2 separate regions of the Homo sapiens genome follow, and region 1 is linked to region 2. A link is a contact called in ENCODE Hi-C or POLR2A ChIA-PET data. All regions are on one chromosome and are shown on one strand. The core of a region is the stretch at or near the end of the contact, and the rest is flanking DNA. Distances in the headings are between cores, read along the strand shown.

The links. Hi-C counts contacts between places; a loop is a spot of excess contacts on that map. ChIA-PET counts read pairs that join two places held with the same protein, here RNA polymerase II (POLR2A). Pooled maps may share reads with other maps.
Region 1: a loop to region 2 is called in a pooled map, with 5 times the contacts of the local background. The contact joins the enhancer-like site here to the promoter of NIPSNAP1 in region 2. A Hi-C loop is called at or near these places in 1 of 50 pooled maps. POLR2A ChIA-PET finds 5 or more read pairs at or near these places in 2 of 52 experiments (GM10248 and T-cell).

Annotation. Positions count from the first base shown.
Region 1 is chr22:31,674,587-31,679,326 of GRCh38, forward strand. No RefSeq gene overlaps it. Among named protein-coding and RNA genes, the nearest start is that of PISD, 15 kb to the left of the region's middle. Within about 2 kb of position 2,290, at least 24 of the 41 ENCODE cell types and tissues checked have a DNase peak (open chromatin) inside an H3K27ac peak, as active enhancers do.
Region 2 is chr22:29,579,586-29,584,573 of GRCh38, forward strand. NIPSNAP1 (nipsnap homolog 1) reads right to left here and starts at 1,528. Exons shown (of 10, transcript NM_003634.4): 1 at 1,400-1,528. The coding sequence starts at 1,497. RefSeq lists an enhancer at 689-1,301 and a silencer at 1,285-1,334.

The DNA of each region.
Region 1 (4,740 bases), core at 1,040-3,539, 2.1 Mb after region 2:
TAGTAGAGACAGGGTTTCATCATGTTAGGCAGGATAGTCTGGATCTCCTGACCTCGTGATCCGCGTTCCTCGGCCTCCCAAAGTGCTGGGATTACAGGTGTGAGCCACCGTGCCCGGTTGTGTCCTCCTACTTCTAAAGTTCTTTTTCTTCCAAAGCCAAGAAAAGATAGCAAGACTTAGACATATTTGACCAAATGATGTGCTTATGTTCAAAATCTTTCACTGGAAATTCCTTTTCCAAAATAATACACTATGGCCTTTGCCTTCCTGAAACAGAGGTATCCAGACAACTCCAGGTCTCCTTTGTAGCTGGGATTACAGGCGTGCACCACCACGTCCAGCTAATTTTTGTATTTTTAGTAGAGATGAGGTTTCACCATGTTGGCCAGGCCAGTCTCGAACTCCTGGCCTCCCAAAGTGTTGGAATTATGGGCGTGAGCCACCGCACCTGGCCTATTTGTGTACTTTTAAATTATGTAAAAATAGCTGGGTGCGGTGGCTCATGCCTGAAATCCCAGCACTTCGGGAGGCTCAGGCAGGCGGATCATGAGGTCAGGAGTTCGAGACCAGACCGGGCAACACAGTGAAACCGTGTCTCTAATAAAGATACAAAAATTAGCCGGGTGTGGTGGCACGTGCCTGTAGTCCCAGCTACTGGGGAGGCTGAGGCGGGAGAATCACTTGAACCCGGGAGGCGGAGGTTGCAGTGAGCCAAGACCATGCCATTGCACTCCAACCTGGGTGACAGAGTGAGACTCCGCCTCAAAAAAAAAAAAAAGAAGTTCAAGACCACCCTGGCTAACAGAGCGAGACCCCATCTCTACTAAACACACAAAAATTAGGCAGGCATGTTTGCATGTGCCTGTAATCCCAGCTACTCAGGAGGCTGAAGGAGGAGAATCACTTGAACCGGAAAGGCGGAGGCTGCAGTGAGCCAAGATCACGCCACTGCACTTCAGACTGGGCGAGAAAGTGAGATTCCGTCTCAAAAAATAAATAAATAAAATAAAAATAAAGATGTAAAAATAGGCTGGGCACAGTAGCTGACACCTGTAATCCCAGCTACTTTGGAGGCTGAGGCAGGAGGATCATTTGAGCCCAAGAGTTCTAATCCAGCCTGGGCAACATAGCAAGACCTTGCCCCCCCCATATATAAAAAATATATATAATATATATTATATATTATGTATATTATATATATATACATATATATTTATTTATTTTGAAACGGAGTTTTGCTCTTGTCACCCAGGCTGGAGTGCAATGACACAATCTCTGGCCGCTGCAACCTCCGCCTCCTGGGTTCAAGTGATTCTCCAGCCTCAGCCTCCTACATAGCTGGGATTACGGGCTCCTGCCACCATGCCCGACTAATTTTTGTATTTTTAGTATTGTAGTAGAGACAGGGTTTCACCATGTTGGCCAGGCTGGTCTTGAACTCCTGACCTCAGGTGATCCACCCACCTTGGCCTCCCAAAGTGTTGGGATTACAGGCGTGAGTCACCGTGCCCGGCATATATATATATATATATATATATATATACACACACACACACACACAGACACACACACACAGACACACACACATTCGAACTCCTGGCTTCAAGTGAAACGTCCTCCGCCTTGGCCTCCCCAGGTGCTGCTGCTATTACAGGCGTGAGACACCGTGGCCAGCTCAGTGGTTAGTATCTTTATTTGGAGACGAGGGCAACCCATGAGAGATCTTAAGGAGTGGTTCTGACAAGTGCAAACTTGTGTTTTAGGAAGACCACTTAGGCAGCAGTAGGGGAAGGACAGGAGGGGCGCTGGGACTCATGAGTAGCTGCTATACTTTGGGATCTGTCCCCCATCCCTGTGTTTGCAGTGTTTCAGCGACCATTTCAACATCTCCAAAAGTCTAAGATTAAAAATGCAAAAGAAAAGAGAGAAACTGCTTAGGCGAGTCTTTCTCCCAGGCTGGAGTGCAGTGGCGCGACCTCGGCTCACGGCACCTACAGTCTCCCGAGTTCAAGCGATTCTTCTGCCTCAGCTTCCCGAGTAGCTGGGATTACAGGCGCGCGCCACCACTCCCGGCTAATTTTTTGTATTTTTAGTAGAGTCACCAGGTTGGCCAGGCCTGTCTCAAGTGATCCGCCCGCCTCTGCCTCCCAAAGTGCTGGGATTACAGGCTTGAGTCACCGCGCCCGGCCCACGTGGCGAGTCTTAACCACGTGACCCTCCCCGCTCTCCAGCCCGGCAGGTACCAGCAAAGGACTAGCAGCCTCCTCCAATATGGATAGCTTCTCGGATGGCCCCGCCCCTCCGGAGAGCTGCAGCCAATCAGACGGCGTGAGGCCAGCAGTGGGTGCGGCTGCGCTTGGCGCTGCGCATATCCGAATACCAGGAAGTGCCCGGTTTCGCTGTCAGTGCTCGGGCAGCTAGAATCCAGGTCCCTTGAGGAATAATTTAAGAAGGGGTGGAGAAAAATTAGGGGGCGTCTTCAAATATTCAGAGAGTCAGCGAGGTAAAGAGGACTTGGGCAGGTCTGTGTAGCAACGGGGGCGGGAATCATTCATTGACGCATGAAGTATTTCCTGAGCTCCCACCACGTAAGACCAAGTTTTGTTCTAGATGTCCGAGGGGCCAGAGTGAATATAGCAAAGTCTTTGACCTCAAGGAGCTTAACGTGAATAATATGGGGACGTGGTGGTGTTAAAAAATATATAAAACAGGCCGGGTGCCGTGGCTCACGCCTGTAATCCCAGCTCTTTGGGAGGCCAAGGCGGGTGGATCACGAGGTCAGGAGATCGAGACCATCTTGGCTAACGCGGTGAAACCCCATCTCTACTAAAAATACAAAAAATAAGCCGGGCGTGGTGGTGGGCGCCTGTAGTCCCAGCTACTCTGGAGGCTGAGGCAGTAGAATGGCGTGAACTCAGAAGGTGGAGCTTGCAGTGAGCCGAGATCGCGCCACTGCACTCCAGCCTGGGCGACAGAGCGAGAATCCGCCTCAAAAAAAAAAAAAAAAAAAAAAAAAAAATATATATATATATATATATATATATATATCACCGACCGGGCGCGGTGGCTGACGCCTGGAATCCCAGCACTTTGGGAGGCCGAGGCGGGTGGATCACTTGAGGTCAGGAGTTCGAGACCAGCCTAGCCAACATGGTGAAACCCCTTCTCTACTAAAAATACAAAAATTAGCCGGGCATCATGGCGGGCGCCTGTGATCTCAGCTACTTGAGAGGCTGAGGCAGGAGAATCGCTTGAACCCGGGGTGGAGGTTGCTGTGAGTCTTGATCACACCACTGCACTCCAGCCTGGGCGACAGAGTGAGACTCTGTCTCAAAAAAAGAAAAAAAAATCTTTCTCTTATCTCGCACACCATAAGGAGGACATATAATGGGAGGCAGTACACTTCCCAGTAGAGGGATCTGGAAAGGCACATATCTGAATACAGTAACTGAAGGAACCATGTAGAAATGTGAGAGAAGGGCATCACTGTCGGCACAGGCAGCAAGTGCACACGTATCATGAGATCCGAGCAAGGAAAAGCCAAGTGTCGGTGTGGAAGTTGTATTCAGATTGCTTCTACCTCCTCAGTGAAATGCGAAGGAAAACTATCAGCTGTGGATAAGGAAGGAGGAGGGACTGGTGGTTTGAGAAAGATGTCATGAAGGACTCACTTATGACCCTGTAAGTTGAAGAATTATGAATTTTCTAGAACACTTTTTAAAAAAGAGAAATCTGGCCGAGTGCTGTGGCTCATGCTCGTAATCCCAGCACTTTGGGAGGCCGAGGCGGGTGGGTCATCTGAGGTCAGGAGTTCGAGATTAGCCTGGCCAACATGGTGAAATCCCGTCTCTAGTAAAAATACAAAAATTATCCGGACGTGGTGATGCACACCTGTAGTCCCAGCTACTTGGGAGGCTAAGGGAGGAGAATCACTTGAACCTGGGAGGCAGAGGTTGCAGTGAGCCGAGATCGCACCACTGCACTTCAGCCAGAGGGACAGAGTGAGACTCTGTCTCAAAAAAATAATAAGATAAAAAGGAGAAATCCCAGAATGAACCGCAGAATTGTGATATTGGCCAGGTGCAGTGGCTCACACCTGTAATCCCAGCACTTTGGGAGGCCAAAGTGAAAGAACTGCTTGAAGGTCGGAGTTAGAAACCAGCCTGGGCAATGTAACAAGACCTTGCTTCTATAGAAAATAAAAAGTTAGCCTGGTGTCATGGCACTGTGGTCTCAGCTACTCAGGAGGCTGAGGCAGGAGGATGGCTTGAGCCCAGGAGTTCCAAGGTTGCAATGAGCCGTGATCATGCCACTGCTCTCCAGCGTGGGTGATAGAGCGTGACGGTCTCAAAGGTGGAGTGGTGGCGGGGGAGGTCAAGCGCGGTGGCTCATGCCTGTAATCCCAGTACTTTGGAAGGCCAAGGCAGGAGATCACTTGAGACCAGCCTGGGCAACATAGTGAGACCCTGTCTCTTCCAAAAAATAATTAGTTGGGCTTGGTGGCATATGACTGTAGTCCCAGCTACTTGGGAAGCTGAGGTAGGAGGATCTCTTGAGCCAGGAAGTTCGAGGCTACAGTGAGCTAAGTTGTGATTGTGCTACTGCACTCAGGCTAGGCGAAAGTGAGACTGTTTCAAAAAAAAAAAAGGGAAAGTAAATAGAAATGTGTTTTCCATTGCTGGAAGAGGACAGGACACCACAGAGAGGATTCTTTTTTTTTTTTTTTTTTTTTTGAGACAG
Region 2 (4,988 bases), core at 278-2,777:
CGCCCGGCCATTTTTGTACTTTTTATAGAGACAGGATCTCGCCGTGTTGCCAAGCTGGTCTTGAACTGCTGACCTCAAGTGATCTGCCTGCCTCGGCCTCCCAAAGTGCTGGGATTACAGGCATGAGCCACCATACCCGACCAACCACAGCATCTTTAATCCTCAACAACCCTATGAGATACATCCTGATTACTCCCATTTTACAGATGAGGAACCCGAGGCTTAAAGAGTCCTGAGGTCACCCCACCTACAAAGTCTGAGTTAGATCTGTTAGTGCCAGGCAAACTCTAGGCTTTTCCCACGGTGTCAGCTTTATCCCTAATTATTGGGCAGTCTAGGTGGGGCGCTTATGCCACTCCTCTTTCCCAGCTGTCCAAAAGCCCCACTGCTCTGTGCTGTAACATCTCATGGCAGGCACTATCAGAACTTTGCAGCTTCATTCCTGGGCTGCAGGGCAGGAGGGATGGTTGCTTCCTTTTCACAGGTTGGGGGAGGGGGAACAGGTGGCCTCACTTCTTTGGTAAATATTCCTTGACCATACACAGTCCTGAGCCCTCTGAGGGTGGGAGGCTGGGGAAACAGAGAAAAATGAGATCATGGTCTAGTGAGAGAGACAGACAAGCACCAAGTCATAACTGTGCAGGGTCATATATGCAGAGATGGGGGAAGTACAGGGCTGTGGGGACCAAGGAGTGAGGGGCTGCCCAGGGCCAGTCAGGGAGGCCAAGCCCTAGCTCAGCCCAGAGCAGGGCCCAAACAAAAGCCCAGGCTGAGAGCACATGGCCCAGCCAGACTCCCACTCCCAGGAGGCCACCAGTTGGGTGCAAAGTGCATGGCGCATTGGCAGGCCTGGGTCCCAGACCTGGTGCTGCCACGGCACAGCAGGGAGGGTGACCTTGGACAACTCCCATTCCCTCTCAGGTCCGTTTCCCCACCTGTACAGTTCGAGGTGGAGGAACAAAGGGTCTGTGCAGCCATGGCCCCTGGGGATCCCCCACTGCTCCCCTGCCATCATCTCTTTCCCACAGAACTTCCCGACGGAGGAGCTGACTACCAGAAGCCCCCAGTGGGTGTTAAATCACAAGCTACGCCTGGGAATGGGCCACTCCTCCTGTCTTCTGCCCTCTCCCACTCTCCAGGGCCCAGTACCTGCCCTTCTCACCATCTTTCATCAGGTCCCCATCACAGCCCGGTCCCAACCAGGACAAAGACCCTACCCATCCCTTTCTCACCTCCCCCATTCTTTGCCCAGACCCCTCCCTAGGCCTTGATCCTGCCCCGCCTCTAACCCCCAGATTCCAAGCGAGGAGTCTCAGCCCCTCCCCCACGACCCAGTCCCTGGCCCCCGCGCCTGCACCCCACCCCGCGCGCGTCTATCCCTGCCTGGCCGGGCTCTCACCGCGCCGCAGCTGCAGACGCAACGTCCCCAGCGCGAGGCCCCGGGCCCCCCAGCAGCCGCCGCGCCGTCACAGAGATGCTGCACAGCCGCGGAGCCATGTTGGAGCCGCAAAGGTTGCAGGAAGGCCCCGCCCCCAAGCCCTGGTGGCGGAGGCGGGGCGCGAATAAACTCCACCCCTCCGGCTCGCCCGCCCCCTCACTCACCCGGTCAGGTGGGCGTTTCCTGTGGGCGTCTCCAACTCCGCAGGTGCTGGACGGAAGTCAGGGTTCTAATCCTCTGCGCGCTCTGCGACCTTGGCAAGCCCTTTGCCCACTCTGGGCCTCAGGATCCACCTCGGTAAAATGGGAGCGTGGAACAATAATACCAAGGGTTCTTTTTTTTTTTTTTTTTTTTTTTGAGACGGAGTCTCGCTCTGTCGCCCAGGCTGGAGCGCAGTGGCGCGATCTCGGCCCACTGCAAGCTCCGCCTCCTGGGTTCACGCCATTCTCCTGCCTCAGCCTCCCGAGTAGCTGGAACTACAGGCGTCTGCCACCACGCCCAGCTAATTTTTTGTATTTTTAGTAGAAACGGGGTTTCACCGTGTTAGCCAGGATGGTCTCGATCTCCTGACCTCGTGATCTGCCTGCCTCGTGCTCCCAAAGTGCTGGGATTACAGGCGTGAGCCACCATGCCCAGCCTACCAAGGGTTCTTAACAAGGCTGTCCGGGATGTGCAGCAGAGGGTCAGTGTAACCACCCCATGGGTTCATTTTGCCCGTTTCCCAGACAGCGGATTTATCAAGACAGAGGAATTGCAATAAGAGTTTAATTCATGCAGAGCCGGCTGAATGGGAGACCGGAGTTTTATTATTACTCAAATCAGTCTCCCTGAAAATTCGGAGACTGGGTTTTATTAAGGATAATTTGGTGGGTAGGGGCCAGAGAGTGGAGAGTGCTGATTGGTCAGGTCGGAGATGCAATCATAGGGAGTGGAAGCCGTCCTCTTGTGCTGAGTGGATCTCTGGGTGGGGGCCACAAAACCGGATGATCCGGTTTCTTAATCTGTGTATCGCCAGCGGATCCATTGAGTGCAGGATCGGAAAAATATCTTGAGCACCAATCTTAGGTTTTACAGTAGTGATGTTATCCCTAGGAGCAACTGGGGAGGTTTAGAATCTGTGGCCACTACCTGCATGACTCCTAAACCGTAATTTCTAATCTCGTGGCTAATTTGTTAGTCTTACAAAAGCAGTCTGGTCCCCAGGCAAGAAAGGGGTTTATTTTGGGAGAGGGCTGTTATCTTTGTTTCAAAGTTGAACTATAAATTTGCTGCCGGGCATGGTGGCTCATGCCTGTAATCCCAGCATTTTGGGAGGCAAAGGTGGATCAGAAGTTTAGGTCAAGAGTTCAAGACCAGCCTGGCCAACAGGGTGAAACCCCGTCTCTACTAAAAATACAAAAAAATTAGCCAGGCATGGTGGCGGGCACCTGTAATCCCAGTTACTCGGGAGGCTGAGGCAGGAGAATCTCTTGAACCCTGGAGGCAGAGGTTGCAGTGAGCCGAGATCGCGCCACTGCACTCCAGCCTGGGCAACAAGAGCGAAACTCCGTCTCAAAAAACAAACAAAAAGACTGTAAGTTTGGCCTATGCCCAGGAATGAATATGGACAGTTTGGGGGTTAGAAGCAAAATGGAGTCGGTTAGGTCAGATCACTTTCACTGTCATAATTTTCTCACTGTTAAAATTTCTGCAAAGGGGTTGCATCAGTAAGCCCCCTGAAATTGTATACAACGTTACGTGCTCCTCTGTGGTGCATTCTCTGGGGAAAGGCATTCACATGCCAGGTTTATCACCATCAAAGAAACAAACTTCCTTACAAGTGAAGACAGGGGCAAGGCTGTCAGCTGCAGACACTTTATCTCCACCATCTCCTTTCCCCTTTTCATCCCCCTTTGACTTCTCTGCCTGAAAATCCTGGGGCCTCTTTCTGCCCTGCCCAGCTCTTTTGCCCGCCCTCTAAACTAATCCCTTCTCAGCCCACAATCCCCCAGATCACAGACATTGGCAGGGGTGGAGAGCCTGCAGACCCCACAGGGGGCAGGGGCTCTATCCACTTCCAAAGGGGCAGGGACAGCTCCCCAAAAGAATGTCCACCCACTGACTAGTGGTTGCCTCCTGTTATGCTTGGCATGGGGGGAGTGGAGGCCAGGCCATGATTGCACCACTGCGCTCCAGCCTGGGCAACAGAGCAAGACCCAGTCTCTATAAAAAAATAATAATAATTTTAAGATTAGGACCACGTGTGGTGGCTCATGCCTGTAATCCCAGCACTTTGGGAGGCCAAGGCAGGAGGATCTATGAAAATTCAAAAAATTAGCTGAGCATGGTAGCACACACCTGTAGTCCCAGCTACTCAGGAGGCTGAGGCAGGAAAATCACTTGAGGTAGGAGGTCCAGGCTGTAGTGAGTTATGATTTTTTAATTAAATAAATAAATCAGGCTGGGTGCGGTGGCTCATGCCAGTAAATCCAGCACTTTGGGAAGCCAAGGTGGGTGGATCACCTGAGGTCAGGAGTTCGAGACCAGCCTGGCCAACATGGTGAAACCCCATCTCTACTAAAAATACAAAAATTAGGCCGGGCGCAGTGGCTCATGCCTGTAATCCCAGCAGTTTGGGAGGCCAAGGCAGGGGAATCACCTGAGGTCAGGGGTTCGAGACCAGCCTGATCAATATGATGAAACCCCATCTCTACTAAAAATATAAAAATTAGCCGGATGTGGTGGCATGTGCCTGCAATCCCAGCTACTCAGGAGGCTGAGGCAGGAGAATCACTTGAACCCAGGAGGCAGAGATTTTAGTGAGCCAAGATCGCGCCATTGCACTCCAGCCTGGGAAACAAGAGCGAAACTCCGTCTCAACAAAACAAACAAATAAATAAAATAAAAAATAAAAATACAAAAATTAGCCAGGCATGGCATGGTGACGCACACCTGTAACCCCAGCTACTCCGGAGACTGAGTCAGGAACATGGCTTAAACCCAGGAGGCAGAGGTTGCAGTGAGCCAAGATCGCGCCACTGCACTCCAGCCTGGGTGATAGAGATTCCATCTCGAAAAAAAAAAAAAAATCAAAGTCAGTATGATCTTAGCAGAGTCCCCAGTCAAAGCCACTCAGGAAAAACCCAGGTGGGTTGATGGAAGCACAGCAAATGGTGTCATGTGGTGGGAGCAGCTCTTTCCTTAGGAACCCAGCGTGGCAGACTGACTGTGGAGTGGTGGAAGTGACCACCTCCGCCAACCTGACTTTGGACCTGAGCTTCAAAGGATGAGTAGGAGTCTGCCAGGAGAGAGGGAAGGACCAGCGGAAACTCAGAGGAAGCAATGTGTACTCAGTATGTGAAGGGGCTGCCAGAGGCCAGGCGCGGTGGCTCACGCCTGTAATCCCAGCACTTTGGGAGGCCGAGGCAGGTGGATCAATTAAGGCCAAGAGTTTGAGACCAGTCTGGCCAACATGGCAAAACCCGATCTCTATTAAAAATACAAAAAGTTAGCCAGTCATGGTAGCCACACCTGTGGTCCCAGCTACTCTGGAGGCTGAAGTATGAGAATG